Regions from separate parts of the Homo sapiens genome. Here regions 2 and 3 are each linked to region 1. The links are chromatin loops, found by intact Hi-C in ENCODE. Cell type or tissue: Calu3. All regions are shown on one strand. Links, peaks and the distances in the headings refer to the core of each region. The heading gives the core; the rest is flanking DNA.

Region 1 (5,000 bases), core at 1-5,000:
CCCAGCCCCCTGCCCTAGGGCAAGTGGCCTAGCCTAGCCTCTTTGCAAGCTGTCAGCCCTAACAGTTTAACCCAAAAATGTAAAGACAAGATTCTGTTTCCAGACCTCTGCAGTCTTTACCTCTCTCTCTACCTCTCTCTCTCTCTCCTCTCTCCTTAATCTGTACCTATCCATGTTCACTGATGACAACTAATGACTTTCCTCCCTTGTGTGCGTGTAAACAATGCGTACAGAAAGTTGAATGTCTCTGAATTATTAAAGAATATCATTAAATTATGTAAATACATCTATATCATTACATACGAGGTTGTATATTAATTTAAAAATACAAATTGTCAAGGAAAAACTTGGGTACTGCCAACATAGGGGAGTGGGGAATCTGTAAGTTTCAAATCAGAAATGAAGTCAATTATTTCAAATTCAATCAAGTGCAGAGTCCAGTTGCATTCCTAATAACACATGTCTGTGTGTGTGTGTGTGTGTGCACGCACATGCGTGTGCAAGTCTGCACAAATGGCAGGGGCAGGGAAGGAAAGACAGCAGAAGGCAAAGGGAAGAGAGTCCAGTAAGGAAAGTGAACTGAGAGGAAGAGGCCAGATAGAGGCCACACTCTGACCTCTTCCATAGCAGGCTCCAAATAGTGATCAAGAAGTCCCTGAGACCCACCAGCAGTCCCTCTGAAGGTTCCTCCATTCAGTGGGAAGCACCTAGTCACCTGGCTCACTAGGATTTCTCACTGGGGAAGCACATGAGAGCCCAGGCAGTGGTTTCTCCTTGTGAATTAATACGCTGGCTTGTGTTCAGCCAAAAATCAGTCTCTTCTGAGCTTGGTTAGTGTGAACTGGTCTCTAGCTGGTCCTGAGATAACAGTGAGCCTGCCCTCACCCCATGGAACACCTGTGTGGAGTAGTCAGGGCAACAACCAGCATTCCTCTCCTGCACCTTGTTCTCTGTTCTACCTTCAACAGGGAAATCTGAGTACCAACCACGTGGCTTCCTTCCACTTTTGGGCCAGCATTGGAAAGCACTGATTCCATCCCAGGCACTCAGCTACAGACTGTGGATATTACTTCATGATAATACTTACACCAATCTTTACAAACAGCACGTACCAGTAACACCTTCATTTTAGAAATGAGGAAAGCCAGGCTCAGAGAAGTTAGGTAACTTTCCCTAGGTCACACAGCAAGTGACAAAGCTAGATTTACAAGCCAGATCTGCCTCTAAGAACTTCTATGCTCCCACCACCCCAACCATGTGTCCCACTCTGTCTTCCTGGTTGGAGCTTCATCAATAATCCCTGGACTCTAATGGGACCTTCAGGAGCTCCCGGTCCTCATAGGGATGCAGACAGACACAACTGGAATGGACACCAGTAGCAGATGACATCCTAGAAGGCTCAAGGCAGAGGCCAGGGAGGGCTGTTAAGAGCTGGGCCATCGGAATGAGTAAGAAGGCAGAGGTGGGATGTGAGCCTCCAGAAAATGGAAAATCCTCGCCCAGCCCCACGTCCCCTGAGCCTGATTGGGAATGAGATAACCATGATAACAGACACGGACAGTGATGGAAAGCATGGTCCCCAGAGACACCCCTTCATTCAGACTCCACAATTACCAGCACACACATGCCAAGCCACTCGGCTCCAGAGCTGATAAGACAGCCGGTTCCTTCACCTGTGATGGAGGAAATGTTTTGTATTTTCTGCTTTAGCTTTAATTTGGAGCTAAACAAAGACCCAGCAGGTGGGAGAAGGAGTGCTGCCTGGAGAGCCTTCTCCTAGCCTCCTAAACACACGTTCCTCAAACCGAAGAAAAAGCTGGGTGTGGGCTGCAAAGCCCGGAGAAGCCTCTGTGCCCACTCCACAGGGAGCAAAACACCCAGCCATGAGGGCTGGGGCCCCTGTAGCAACCCAGGTTCTATGCTTGGTGCTTCCTCCCCACAACCCTGGGAGGTGGTACTATGATTATCTCGATTTTATGGATGAGGAAACTGAGGCTTACACAAGTTATGTGACTTGCAAAATAACAGGACAGAACCAAATTTGAAGCTACCCCTATCTGAGCCCAGAGCTCTATGCTAGCAGGGCCTGCAGGACCCCTGGGGGAGAAAAAGGGCCCCCAGGACCTGCCGGCATGGCAAAGGGGTGAGATTCAAAGCTGGCCACAGACTATCCATTGCATAGTGAGGATCGGATGTGAAAAGCACTTAGCACAGAGCCTGGCACTGGGCAAATGCTCAGTAGCTGTCATTACTCAGAAGACTGCAAGCACCACAAGGACAGAGACCTCATCTGCTTTGCTCACCTGGAGAGCACCCAATGTACTGGGAAGGAGGTGCTCCACTAACCGCTAGGACCCATATTCCTGCCCCAAGCCAGGGGCGTTTTCCTCTTCCAACCTCTTGGTTAGGTCAGTGAGAAACTCGAGTGGATCAGGTAAGAAGGAGCAAGGCCAAAAGGACAAGGAAAAGGCAGCGCAAGACAGAGGCAACCCACCATCCCAAAGGCCAGATCCTGCTGGATGCAGCAAAACCCCAGGTCACCCACTCTCACCTGAGCAGGGGCATTGAGGTGGCACACACACACATACACATCCGGGCAGCCACCAGCATCCAGGTCATCCTGCTCCCCAGTCAACCCCTGGAGGTCACACAAGGCTTCATTGCTTACCATTGTATCTCAGAGCCTGGCACAAGTATGTGCTCCATAAGCATTTGTTACAGGACATTGGGGCCCAAAGAGCTGTGTGCCAGACATCAGCCCAGGAGCTTCACTCTTCATGCCAGTCTCACAAAGTGAAAGCATTATTCTGGCATCGGCAGGTGAAAACTGAGGCTCGGATAGGTGAAGCAGTGTGTCCAGCGTAACACAGCCAGGAGGTGGCAGTGGTGAATCTGGCCCCAAAGCCTGCGCTCTTTACACTGTGCAAGTCACCTTCTAGAAGGAGGAGGAAGCAGGGGAAGAAAGGCGCTGATCTGAAAGCAGTTAGTCTGCCCCTCAGCAGCCTCTCGGAGCTCTGCTCCTACTGAGCCCAGGAAGCCAGGCAGAAACCAAGCACAATGGCTCCTGGAGGCAATGGCTGTCTTTAAGTTTGGCCCAGAGCAAAGCCAAGCTCTCCACTGAGATTCTGATCCCACCCAGCCAGGGGCTTACTAGGCACTGGCCAGACCTTGGGCACCCAGGAAGGGAGGCTTTATTCCCCCACCCACCTCGAAGAGCTTGCGTCCTTCAGTTCGGCCCCCTGGTCCATGCCACAGGGTCTAGGCCCAGCCGGACAGCAGCCTCCTGGGTCCCCACACCCCACCACACCATCTTGGGCATGGATGCTGGCAGAGGGCCAAGAGTGGAGGGCGCCTTCTGGAGGAAGGGAACGTGGCTCCACCCCCAAGCGTTCTCTTATTACGTGCTCTGGACCACAGCCCTGTTAGGAAGGGCCCCTTCCCCACTTCACTGTTAACAAACTGAGCTCAGAGAGGTTAAATAACTTGCCTGAAGATCGCCCAGCTGGCCAACGACACGCAAACCTAGGGACACAAAACGCAAAGCCCTAACCAAGGAACACTGCCTCTCAGCGCACCCTAATTCCAACCCCGATTCTGCCAGACTTCTGCGTTGTCCACACAACTAAAGGTTTGCTCCTTTACCATGGAGGCTTGGCGACAGAGAGCCCAGGAGCCAGAAGCCCTGAGCCCGCCCCCGCAGGAAGCTCCCTGCGCGGCGTTCCCAGGCCGGCATCGCCCGCCCTCCCTCCCCCGAGAGCATAGGCTGCGTTTGTGGGAAACCAGGGCTCAGCGCGCTGGGAGGGAGTCAATTTATTCTGGAGAAAACATCTTTGTTCTGCGAGTGAAGGGGAGCCATTTCCAACAATTTAATGCTCTGTTCGCGGGCCCGGGTGCTGGGGTTGCAGCACGAGGCTTGTTCTTCGAGGCAGAGCCGCACATAATGAGGCTTCTCACTACTGCTCCCCGTCATCGTGCCAAAAACCAGAACGGTTATTTATCCATTAATCTGACATTACACCCCCTGCATTTTATCTGCTTAAATAAATTTGGTGGTTAGAGTGTGTGCCTGGCGGAGAAGCTCCCGCATTCAATTCCCTTCGCGCCACGGCGCGCAACGTTGCCATTGTAAACCGGCCTTGGAGTGGCGGGGCCGCGGTGGGCCAGCTGGGAAATGAGACGGCAGCGGGGAGGATCCCGCCTCTCCCAGCTCGTCAGAATCCAGGCCCAACGGGACGGTTCCCCAGACACTGACTTCGGGGTTCCAGCGTGCAGCACCAAGTCACGTGGGCGCCGTGGCCTTTCACCTGCAGAACAAGCCGCCCCCTTCGCCAGCACCTACAGGCAGCGAGAACAGAGGCCAAACCCCGTCCTAGACCCCACTGCCTGGGCTGGAATCCTGCTGTGCCACTCACTAGTTGTGGGACCTTGAGATGTCACCTCACCTCTGATGCCTGTTTCCCCACCTCCCTCCCCCTCGGGTTGTGAGAATTGAGTCACTATTTATAAAGTGCTTAGAACAGTGCCTGGTACATATCAAGTGCTCAATAAGAGTTGGTTTTAAAATATTAATTTTTAAAATCTAGGACAATTGTTTATGTTTGGAAGTAGGCTTTGGAGATGGGCTAGACCACTGGGTTTCCCCACCTCAACCCACTTCACTAAGTTAAGAAAAGTGGGTTTCATGGAATATTTCATTTGAACAAAGAGTGCCACTGCTTGAAAATATTTGGCTCACATTTTGCAGAGGAGCAAACAGAAAGCCAGAGAGGGGAAGGGACTTGTCCAGGAGCCTCTGCAAGTTCACAGCAGAGCTGGGAGCCGAATCCAGGCTGCCCACCTGCCGGGTCAGGTGTTTTATTGGCAGCATGAGCTCCTGGGATGTTCATTCACCTCATTTTCATTGCCAGTCACGCTGACCCACAGAAGGTACTGCTGGGCACCCTCCTCTCCCATCCCAGCAGCTGCAGTACCACCCCACGCTGGAGCTAAGAGCCCAGCCC
Region 2 (5,722 bases), core at 309-5,308, 320 kb after region 1:
GATCCAACCACCTCAGCCTCCCAAAGTGCTGGGATTACAGGCATGAGCCACCACGCCATGCCACATAACAATTTTTAATCTGCTTTTTTTTTGTTATTTGACAATAGACTGAGGGCATATTGGCATACATTGAAGGATATGCATGTACCTTATACTTTTAATAACTACATATGACCGGGCGTGGTGGCTCATGCCTGTAATCCCAGCACTTTGGGAGGCCAAGGCGGTGGATCACCTGAGGTCGGGAGTTCGAGACCAGCCTGGCCAACATAGTGAAACCTCGTCTCTACAAAAAAAAACAAAAAACAAAAAAACCAGCCAGGTGTGGTGGCATGTGCCTGTGGTCCCAGCTACTTGGAAGGCTGAGGCAGGAGAATTGCTTGAACCCGGGAGGTGGAGGTTGCAGCTAGCCAAGATCGTGCCACTGCACTCCAGCCTGGGCGACAGAGTGAGACTCTGACTCAAAAAAAAAAAAAAAAAATATGATTTCATCGTATGATTGGTTACACCATAGTTTAACCAGTCTACTGTTGATGAACTTTTATGATTTTTCAATTAGCCTATATAATAAATAATAATACAAGGAACATTCTGGCATATTTATTTTTGGTTAGTTGTGCAGATGTTTCTACAGGGTAAATTTCAAGATGTAGAATTGCTTGATTAAAGAGTATGCACATTCAAGAATTTTGAAACTACCGTCAATTGAAAGATCGTATAAAAGTACTTGTCCAGTCACAGAAGGTGAGGGCCAGTTTCACCTCACTAACAGTGGGCATTCTTAGTCTTTGTGAATTGTATTTTTCACATCTTTTGCTCATTTTTCCATTGGAGTACTAATTTTTTATTTAGTAAAAAAATTAGAAAAAAATTAGAAAAATTATATAGAAAAGAAAAGAAAAAAGAAGTAGTTGGGGCAAAGGCAGGGGACAGAAAGGGCTTTATCTTTATCTCCCTTAATCCCCATCAGCTCCCCTCTGGCCATCCTCCTTCCCTCCTCTCATCAGTATTCAAATACATAATTACATAAAATTTCTGTTGTTTAGCAGTAAAATGTGTAAATAAAAGTGTCTTTGGAAAGCTCCAGTTTGTGCACGATTTCAATGGAAAGGTTGTGCGTGCTATTTAAATATAGGTGGGAGGAAAGCCCCTCAGGCCTCCTCTGGAGTGGCGGTCGGCTGGAGGGGAGCAATCCCTCTAAAAGGTAACCTGGATCCCCAGCCATGGTGGGCAAGCCTAGCTCTGGGGTGGGACACTGGTGGAGGGAATGTGAGGAGTTTCCCCGTCTGTAGCAAACCCTCAGATCCATGAGACCCTGTGTGCCTTCCAAACACCCAATCACCTGTCACCAGCATCACTTGTAAATGACAAAAGGAGGTGCAGAGTATCTGCTTGAAATGCCACACCCAGCCCTGGCTTGCAGCCTCACCAGTGAGGACCTGGGAGGAGAAAAGAGGTGCACCCTACTGGTGATGGGTGTGCGAGCAACGGTCCGGCCAACCCTTTGCTCATCTCCTGGGCAAGCTTGAAGCCCCTAGTTGCAAACCTCAGTCAATCCATCTCCTTAGTTGGATTGACTTAGTTACAGGATGAAACTTCCTTGTTCTGGGAGATAGATAAGAGCTGTGTTCCAGAGAAGGAGTGCAGTTGGCCTGGGAGCAGAGGAGCAGCCCTGGGAGCAGAGGAGCAGCCCTGGGGCACGGGGAAGGGAGGAGAGGATCCTGTGTTCCTAGGAAGGATGTGTCTATTACAGGGTGATATATTGTGCTTTGTTTTGAGAAGAAGATTTTAGTTTTACGGTGCGGATGTGGGTTTCAACACCATAATGGGTTAACTTCTGCACAGAAAATTTGAAAACTAGAGGCTTTGCTCCATCTTCAAAAATTTAATGAAAATGTATCTACTAGGTATTAAATCACTTCCCTGCTGCAAAGCTCAGCCCATCAGATTTTACAGAAGCTGTGGAGGATGAATTGTGTTCCAAGGACAGAGATGTATTCTGGCTTTCCACTGGGCCCAGCCACAACCTGAAGCCGGCAGAGGAGAGTCCTTCTCTCCCAGGTGTCCCCCACACCTGCAGGACACAGGGTGTGCCTTCAGGTCAGTCAAAAGAGGTCCTTTAAACTTTTTCATTTCTCAATATATTTGTTTAGACAGAAGACCCTTTTTACAGATGTAGTCACTGAGCCCTGAGGGCTGCCGTACCCAGGCCAAGGTCATGTGGACTTGAGGCCAGAAGGCACAGCAAGAGGACAGGAGGCCAGTTGTCTTTCTTTGGCACTGGAAGACTTCCCAGTGTTCTGGTTGTCCTAACACCAGTGTCTCTCCTCCATGTCCCTTAGCTAAGTGCTTTAATGGAGACAGAGCAACCCAGGATAGCCACACCAAAGGCCCTGGCCTCAGAGGCTCAGCCTGCTGCTGGCTGGGGAAGGTGGCTGACAGAGGCTTCCAGCCCCCAGCTCCCTACAGGTCGCTGTCCTATGGACTGGGCCAAACCTCCCTGGGCACACCCCACCCCTACCTCCCACCCAAACCAAGTGCGCAGTGCCCTGAGAGCCTGCACTGTGAGAGACAGCCTGAACTAGAATGGCCTGCTGAGCACTCTAACATCAAGACTCAATTGCTGCCTCCTCCCCGGGCCCCTCAGCGGGAACCGGTTGTTCTTGTGCTTCTATTGGAGCAACTAATTACATCTATTATTGGAACAATTAATTTGTTGTCCATGTGACTGTTCCACTGTGGGCTCCTGGAAGGCAGGACCTATTTCATGTACCTCTTTGTAACCCTAGATGGAAAGCAACTTGCCCAGCACAGGAGGGCCCAAGTGACGCTTTTCCCGTGCCACCCCTTCTCTGGGCAGTTTCCTTTAGGCGTGGTCCCCCTCCTGAGGCACCACAGTGCCACCCAGTGGCAGAATTGCAGTACTGAGCTCTCCGGGGAGGGCTCTTCTGCCCCACACCCTGCTGGGGGCTACTTACAGCAGGGGTTGAAGGCGAGTAAGGGGTCACCGTCCTGGCAGGGCCCTCCTGCATGCCACAACTAAGGTCCAAATGGGGTTGAAATGGCAGAGAAACACAGCCAGTGCCTTTGTGGGCTCCATGTATTGCGGTATCTGCTTGAGGCTCATGCGGTTTCTCTCCCTGTCCTTTTTTTTTGTAGAGACAGAGGTATCCCTATGTTGCCCAGGCTGGTCTTGAACTCCTGGGCTCAAGCAATCCTCTCACCTCGGACTCCCAAAGTTCTGGGATTACAGGCATGAGCCACCCCGCCCAGTCCTAGTTTGTATTATTATTCCTTAGAGAACAACACTGCTGGAGGCAAGGGGCATGTCTGATCCATTTTATCCTCACAGGCTGGTCTGTGGCAAAAACTTAAAAGTACTGCATCTATGCAATGCATAGGAACAGCCAGCCTTTGATTGGGTCTTAGCAGAGGGAGTCAGGGTGAAGCACATAGGGTCTGGCATGAGAAGACCTCCATCCCAGTCCTGCCTGACACTTTCTCACTGTGTGGCCGTGGGCATGTCCCACCCTTTTCTGGGCCTCAGTTTCCCCATTAGTAAGTCAAAGGAGTTGCACTAGACTGTTACAAGGCTGCTCTGATCCTCCTGGGACCTCAGGACTCCTGATCTCAGAGGATGGCCTAGTTTTTCTTCTCTGAACCATTCCTACCCTCAAGCCTTTTCCTCGGATTGGCAAGACTTAGTTACAGGATGAAACTTCCTTGTTCTGGGAGATAGATAAGAGCTGTGTTCCAGAGAAGGAGTGCAGTTGGCCTGGGAGCAGAGGAGCAGCCCTGGGGCATGGGGAAGGGAGGAGAGGATCCTGTGTTCCTAGGAAGGATGTGTCTATTACAGGGTGATGCCAGGGAGCAGAGATGCCTCAGGCCTGGATTCAGATGGAGAACAGAAAGGGGGCCCCAGCTGTGCCAAAAGGGGATAGGGCCACCACTACACACTAGAGGAGATGGACAGTGGGCGGGGAGAGTGGCAGGGACACAAAGTGAGCTTTCAGCATTTGCATCCTGTGTCCAGCCAACAAATGTGTGGCATTGCTCCCAATAGCGAGGGAAGTGACTTCAAAGATGAGTAAATGGAGTGATTCTTCACCTGGGGAGGAGGGCGGCCCAGCTCTCCGGGAGGAATGCCAGAATATCAAATGGGGCTGGGAGGCTTTTAAAGATAAAAAGAAACATTCAATAAATCTAGGATTTTAATAAAAATAACAACCAAATACAAAGCTCAGCCAGTTCTCTCAGAGATGCACAAAAGCTGGAGTGAGAGAGTGTTGCAGTAGGAGCCTTGGTTTAAATCTCGAGAAGAGGCTGGGGACGATGGCTCATGTCTGTAATCCCAGCACTTTGGGAGGTCAAGGCGGGAGGATCACCTGAGGTCAGGAGTTTGAGACCAGCTTGCCCAACATGGCAAAACCCCGTCTCTACTAAAAATACAAAAAATTAGCCGGGCTTGATGATGGGCGCCTGTAATCCCAGCTACTTTGGAGGCTGAGGCCGGAGAATCACCTGAACCTGGGAGGCAGAGGTTGCAGTGAGCCGAGATCGCACCACGGCACTCCAGCCTGGGTGACAAGAGGGAAACTCTGTCTCAAAAATAAATAAATAACTAAAAATAGGCCGGGCGCTGTGGCTCTTGCCTGTAATCCCAGCACTTCGGGAAGCCGAGGCAGGCATATCACCTGAGGTCAGGAGTTCGAGACCAGCCTGACCAACGTGGTGAAACCCTGTCTCTACTAAAAATACAAAAATTAGCCGGCCGTGATGGCACACGCCTGTAATCCCAGCTACTCAGGAGGCTGAGGCAGAATAATCGCTTGAACCTGGGAGGCAGAGGTTGCAGTGAGCCGAGATATTGCCATTGCACTGCAGCCTGGGCAACAAAGCAAGACTCTGTCTCAAAAAAAAAAAAAAAAAAAGAGTTGTCACTAGGGCCCTGGACCTCCTTGCCAGCTATTGTGGGCCCTGTTTGTGGAGATCATGGTGGGGGCAGGCCATGTCTGCAGATGGGCAGGCTGTGATTACACCTTAGGGTCCAAACTCCCATCACTCTCTGAAGTGGCCCTCTATAATGATGCTTGGGCTTTGTCTTAGACATTTTACTTCTGGCTGGGTGTGGTATCTCACACTTGTAAATCTCAAATGATTTGAGAGGCTGAGGTGGGAGGATTGCTTGAGGCCAGGAGTTGGCGACCAGCCTGGACAATATAGTGAAACCTGGTCTTTAAATGCATAAATAATAGAGGCCGAGCGCAGTGGCTCATGCCTGTAATCCCAGCACTTTGGGAGGCTGAGGCAGATGGATCACTTGAGGTCAGAAGTTCGAGACCAGCCTGGCCAACATGGTGAAACCCTGTCTCTACTAAAAATACTAAAATAAGCCAGGTATGGTGGTACACATCTGTAATCCCAGCTATTCGGGAGGCTGAGGCAGGAGAATCACTTGAACCTGGGAGACAGAGGCTGCAATGAGCCAAGATCGCACCACTACACACCAGCCTGGGCGACAGAGCAAGACCCTGTCTCAAAATAATAATTAATAATAATAATAATAATTCTAAGAATCCTAAAGAAATAGCACTGAATGTGCACCACAGTTTATTTATAAGGCTATTTATCACAGCATTCTTGGCAACACTGAGCAATTGGAAGTAACCTAAGCCATCAGCAATAGGACAGGACACTAGATCCATGGAACCATATCCTGGGC
Region 3 (5,722 bases), core at 297-5,296, 120 kb after region 1:
GCGCCAGCCTGCAAGGGCCTACAGGACCCAGGCGGATGGAAATTAGTGAGAGAGACCTCCAGGACCGCCGCACCCATAGCAGCTGTGTCTGAGCCTGGCTGCGACTGCCTGCCCTCTGCCCTCCATTCCCACATAGCAATCCACCCCAACCTTGTTTCTTAAAACACAAAAAGTCCTTTATTTCTTACACACAGAAGCTTGTTTTAATGTCTTGTTTGATTTAGAAAATGCCAGAAAATGTGAAGAAGAAAATGATGATAACCCATGACACTGCCTCCATGTTCTTCCCAAGTGGCCCATTCTGACCAATGAGACCTTGGCTGAAGCTCTGTTCACATAAAATAAAAGGCAGAGCCTCCGGAGGAGAAAGAGTTTGTTCCTCTGCCTTCCCCCTTCTTCCTGCTGGAAGGTAGACAGGAGACCCGGAGGAAAGCCTGCCGTCCTGTGACCTTCAGAAGCCAAGCAGGGCATGCACAGCCTGCGTTCCAGGAGGGCAGAGCGAGGCTGCTTTATCAGCCCAGGACACAGGAGCCAATCAGACCCTGGTCTTTATAAGCTTCTGCAGTGAATTTCTCAGTTTTTCGTAACTTAACACAAATCCTACCTGATACCACCAACCAGAAATAACCGCCGTTGACATTGTGATGCTCTTCTTCCCATCCTTTTTTCTATTCAAGTATAATTTTGAAAGAGAAACAGACAAAAATATTACTACCTGAAATTATTTTTCACCTCTTTCTTGCCTGTCTCCACCTATAGAAGGAAAGCCCAATAAGGAGGACGATAGTATTTATCTTATTTACAGTTGTATTCTCAGTGCCTAAAAGAATACCTGGCATGTCTCAAAGATACTCAATAAATGTTAAATCAATTAATTAGTGAATGAATGAACATTTTAATGTGAGCATTTCTCTCTGCTATGAAATTCTCTTCCAAAAATGTGATTTTTTTTTATGGCTGATTACAGTTCTATTCCATGGAGCTATCATACATTATTTAATCATTCATTTGCTATTGAATATTCTCCCCAATTTTTACCATTATAAACAGTGCTTCGGTAAAAAATACTTACACATGCATTTTCAGCTTTTATGCAATTATTTCCTTAGTAGAATAAATACCTAGCAGTGGAATTGCTGGGTCAAAGGTTATGCGTCATTTAAGTCTCTAATACATAGTTCCAAAATTGCCCTCCAAAGCTGTTTTTAAAACCAGTCTACGTTTCCATGGGCAATTCATGAAAGTGTCTGCTTCTCTGCACCTTCAGCAACACTAAGCGTTATTCTTTGTTTCATTCTTGATAAATGAAAAATTGCATCTCTAAGTTGTTTTAGGGTGCATTTCCTACCCACTGGGAACACTGACTGTTCTTTTGCCAGTGTGTGGCTCTTTGTGGGGTCACCTGAGGGTAGCGGCCTGCATCTACCATCATCTGTTGAAGGTCTGTGACCATAGAAGGGAGGGTCTCCTTGGCCTATGGGCCAGTGATCAAGCCTCTCCAGGAAATGTTGGGGAGAGTAGCCAAAGGCTAGACTTCTGGAGTCCACGAGATTTCCAGACTGGAATCATCTGGAATCATGGAGCTGACCTTCCTTCACAGGAGGCCGGGCCATCCCCGTGATCCCCTGCTAAGGGTCATGGTGGGCAGGACAGACACAAGTCCTAATGTGGACCCAGAGCCTGGTGGTTGGGGGTGAGGGGAGACCTTGGGTAGGCCCAGGCGAGGACTGGACGTTTTTGGGGACTGGCAGGGAAGGGAAGCTAATGCCAGGCCCTGAGACCTGGAAGGCTGTTACGGACTCTGAGATGCCCGAGGGAGTTGAATAAGGAGGAAGGAGGGGCCATCCAGGAAGCAGGCTGAGCACAAGCAAAGGCCCAGAGCAGGTTCAAGCATGGGGTGGGCTCAAGCCCAGATCAGGACCACACGGCCCGCGCATCCTCTCCGCCACACTCCCTCCCCAGAGGCCGCGCGCGCCCGCATGCCCCGCTCAGGCCCAGCTCGTCCGCAACCTAATGAAAGCCGAGGTGGGGGTTGTCCAAACATCTCCCGACCCTCACTCTGTGCCTGACCTGGGCCGCGCCCTGAGCCACCGCGCAATTGCCCACATTTCACAGATGGGGGGATTGTGCACGGACCAAGAATGGTCAAGGGCCTCCAGGCCCCACGAGGGGCCGAGAAATAGCCACGCGCGCCGGGGGTTTGAGGGCTGGAGAACCTCATGGAAGAGGCGGTGGGGCGCCCTGCCCCAAGAGACCCCGGGCTGAACAGAGACAGCGGTCTCCGGCCCCCGTGCCCGCCCTACTGGGCTGACGGCTACACGGGCTGGTCTGCCGATTCCGCAGGTGACAGCGCGAGGGACGCAGCGAGGGCGCAGGCCGCCGCGAGGCGCGGTTTCCAAGCCCAGTCGCCGGCGCCGCCCAGGAGCAGCCGCAGTGCAATGCTGCCCCCTGCCGGCAACCGCGGGAACGGGCCCCAGGCGCTGCCGCGCGAGCCGCCCCAGGAGGGAGGACCTGTCCCAAGGATAACCGCACCTCTACGTGGTCCGGAAGGCCTGCACGCTGATGGGCGGTGGGAAGCCCAACAGGGCCTGGTCTCAGTGAAAATAACAGCAATAGCCCACATTTACATAGCGTTTACTACGAGACAGGCACTATTTTAATGCTTTGCATACATTAACTCATGTAATCCTCACCCAATCCTTCACAAGGGAGGCGCTCTTATTATTCCCATTTTACAGAGCAGTAAATGGAGGCACAAGAGAGTTATGTAACATGCCCAGCTGGTATGTGGCAAAATAGGATTTGAACCCAGGCATTCTGGCTCCCCAGCCCACGTCTTTGAACTATCTGCCAGTCAGAAAAGCCAGTGGGGGATCCACTTTACACAGCCCAGCACCCCTGTGTAAATTCCTGCGGATTTCTAGAGCCCAACCCCCATGGTCAGCCCCTGCTGCAAATAACAGGCAGGCGTCCTATAGCGTGGATCATTAACCATTCTCCGTCTGGACCACACACGGAGGGACTGGGACCCTGGATTTCCCAGGGGTCTGTTGGAGACTGCCTGAGCCTTCCCTGAGAGCCTTAAAAGGCCAGGATCCAAAGAGGTGACCCCAGTGTCCTCCTCCTCAGGCCATCCAAGATCCGAAGCAGGAAGAGGGCCTGGGTGAGCTCAGCTTTTGTGAAGAGCTCACTGTGTGCAGCATCTGTCCTGGCAGCCCCCAGTTCTTGCCGCTTCCCCCTCACCCTGATTCCTGCCAAAGTTTCAGGCTCAGCTCTGTCAAAACAGTAAGTCAAATTGTGACAGTCCTACTTAAAGCTCTTTACTACAACTCAACAACAAAACCAACCTGATTAAAAAATCAGGCAAAGGACATGAATAGACGTATCTCCAAAAATGAGATATAAATGACCAATAAGCACATGAAAAGATGCTCAACATCACTAGCCATTAGGGAAATGCAATAAAAACCACAATGAGATACCACCTCACATCCATTACACACTAATCACAATCAATCAATAAATCAAGCAAGGATGTGGAGAAATTGGAACCCTTGTGAATTGTTTGTGGGAACGTAAGAGGGTGCAGCCGCTATGGAATACAGTAGGCCATTTCTCAAAAAATTGAAAATAGAACTACCATATGATTTTCAATTTAACCGAAAGGGTCAAAATCTCACTTAAAGAGTATATTAAGTGCAAAGTTCAAGGACAAGTGGTCCAGGAAGCAAAGATTCCAAAGGATGGAAGTCAGTGTAGATCCAAAGTGTAGAAGTTTAGGATCGTGCATACAGATAAAGTTTAGGGAAGCTTAACAGAACATTTAACATCTTTTTATGTAAGACTTAATACATAGTTACAATGATCTGATTAGTCAAGATGGTCTTTTTCTTCTGGGAAAGGTACACTTAACATTCCACACTGAAGATATAACTATCATGGGGTCTTGGCTGCTATCTGGTCTAAGTTAGGTACAGGACAATAAAAAAGGCAGTTAATTTATAACAAAGATCAGTGACTGGAAGGGGGGAGTTATGGTCTCTGGTCTCCCCTAGTCATTTACAGAACAAGAGCAATGAGTAAGAGAGTTAATTTCTTTCTTTTCTTTTTTTTTTTTTTTGAGAGAGAGTCTTACTTCGTCACCCAGACTGGAGTGCAGTGGTGTGATCTCAGCTCACTGCAACCTCTGCCTCCTGGGTTCAAGCAATTCTCGTGTCTCAGCCTCTCAAGTAGCTGGGATTACAGGCATCCGCCACCACACCTAGCTACTTTTTGTATTTTTAGTAGAGACGGGGTTTCACTATGTTGGCCAGGCTGGTCTCGAACTCCTGAACTCAAGTGATCCACCCACCTCGGCCTTTCAAAGTGCTGGGATTACAGGCGTGCTCCACCATGCCCGGCCTTAATCTATAATCTAAGAAGCAGGATTGCAAACAAGTTACATGAATGAGCCTTCCCCCTTGGTATAATAAATTTAGAGGATTCTGAAATTGTATTTTCTTTTACATGATCGAGCAATTCCACTATGGGTATATATCCAAAAGAATTGAAAACAGGTCCTCAAAGAGATATTTGTACACCCATATTTATAGCAATGTTATTCACAATAGCTAAAGGGTGGAAGAAACCCAGGCGTTCATCAACAAATGATGGATAAACTGTGGTCCATCCATGCAATGGAATATTATTCATCCTTAAAAAGGAAGGACATTTTGACACATGTTCCAACATAGACGAACCTTGAGGACATTATGCTAAATGAAATAAGCGCATCACAAAAAGACAAATACTGGCCAGGCTCAGTGGCTCATGTCTGTATCCCAGCACTTTGGGAGGCCAAGGCAGGTGGATTGTTTGAGCTCAGGAGTTTGAGACCAACCTGGGCAACATGGCAAAACCCCATCTCAACAAAAAATACAAAAAAATTAGCCGAGCGTGGTTACACACACCTGTGGTCCCAGCTTCTCGGGAGGCTGAGACAGGAGGATGGCTTGAGCCTTGAAGGCAGAGATTGCAGTGAGCCAAGATCATACCACTGCACTCTAACCCGGGTAACAGAGTGAGACGTCATCTAAAAAGAAGAAAAGAAAAGACAAATACTGTATGATTCTCTCATAGGAGGTACCTAGAGTAGTCATATTCACAGAGACAGAAAGTAGAATGGTGGTTGCCAGGGTCTGAGGGAAGATGAGAATGGGGAGTTGTTTAATGGGGACAGAGTTTCAGTTTGGGAAGATGAAAAAGTTCAGGAGATGGATGGTGGTGAGGGTTGCACAACAATGTGAATGTACCTAATGCCACTGAACTGTATGCTTAAAAATGGTTAAGATGGTAAATGCTATATTATGTGTATTTTATCACAATTAAAAATAAAAATAATATAAAATCACACAAACCCTTTGCTAGGCCCTCTGTCTGCAGAACAATGGTCAAGTTCCACAGCACTTAGGCTGTAGTGAATTTCTGCAGGACCGGCCCCAGGCAATGCCCCCTGCCCTGAGAGCTGCGCCATCAAAACAACACGGGGCTGTAGCAGGAATGACCGAGGTCGTAGAAGACCCAGGCCCTGACTATGTCTGATTGGTCTGAAGATGGCCACCTACTCCAAACTAGCCAATCAGCACCCTCCTCCAGAATGCTTTAACTAGAATAAAGAGAATCCGGCCCTATAGGTGATGGGTATGTAAGATGTGAAGTCAGGCTAGGTGGGCAGACATGATCC

The links. A loop is a pair of places that touch in the nucleus more often than their neighbours do. Peaks named below come from ENCODE experiments on the same cell type or tissue, not always from the same donor. Only the 100,000 strongest peaks of a DNase experiment are listed, where the experiment ranks them.
Region 2: a loop joins it to region 1, with 5 times the contacts of the local background. A loop is called at or near these places in 6 of 110 quality-filtered maps.
Region 3: it touches region 1 in a loop (8-fold over the local background); 19 of 110 quality-filtered maps call a loop at or near these places.

What each region holds. Positions count from the first base shown.
Region 1 is chr10:86,259,195-86,264,194 of GRCh38, forward strand. All of the region lies in intron 2 of GRID1 (glutamate ionotropic receptor delta type subunit 1), which reads right to left. Among named protein-coding and RNA genes, the nearest start is that of MIR346, 3.1 kb to the right of the region's middle. RefSeq lists enhancers at 2,768-3,751, 3,752-4,735. In Calu3, for the core only: no CTCF peak of the experiment used is centred there; a DNase peak (open chromatin) is centred at 2,887.
Region 2 is chr10:86,582,729-86,588,450 of GRCh38, forward strand. No RefSeq gene overlaps it. Among named protein-coding and RNA genes, the nearest start is that of WAPL-DT, 64 kb to the left of the region's middle. RefSeq lists enhancers at 2,002-2,503, 2,745-2,804. In Calu3, for the core only: CTCF peaks have their summits at 2,898 (motif pointing left) and 3,097; a DNase peak (open chromatin) is centred at 2,903.
Region 3 is chr10:86,374,963-86,380,684 of GRCh38, forward strand. No RefSeq gene overlaps it. Among named protein-coding and RNA genes, the nearest start is that of GRID1, 11 kb to the left of the region's middle. RefSeq lists an enhancer at 2,112-2,654 and silencers at 2,132-2,330, 2,290-2,584, 2,434-2,483, 2,494-2,553. In Calu3, for the core only: a CTCF peak has its summit at 2,433 (motif pointing left); a DNase peak (open chromatin) is centred at 2,419.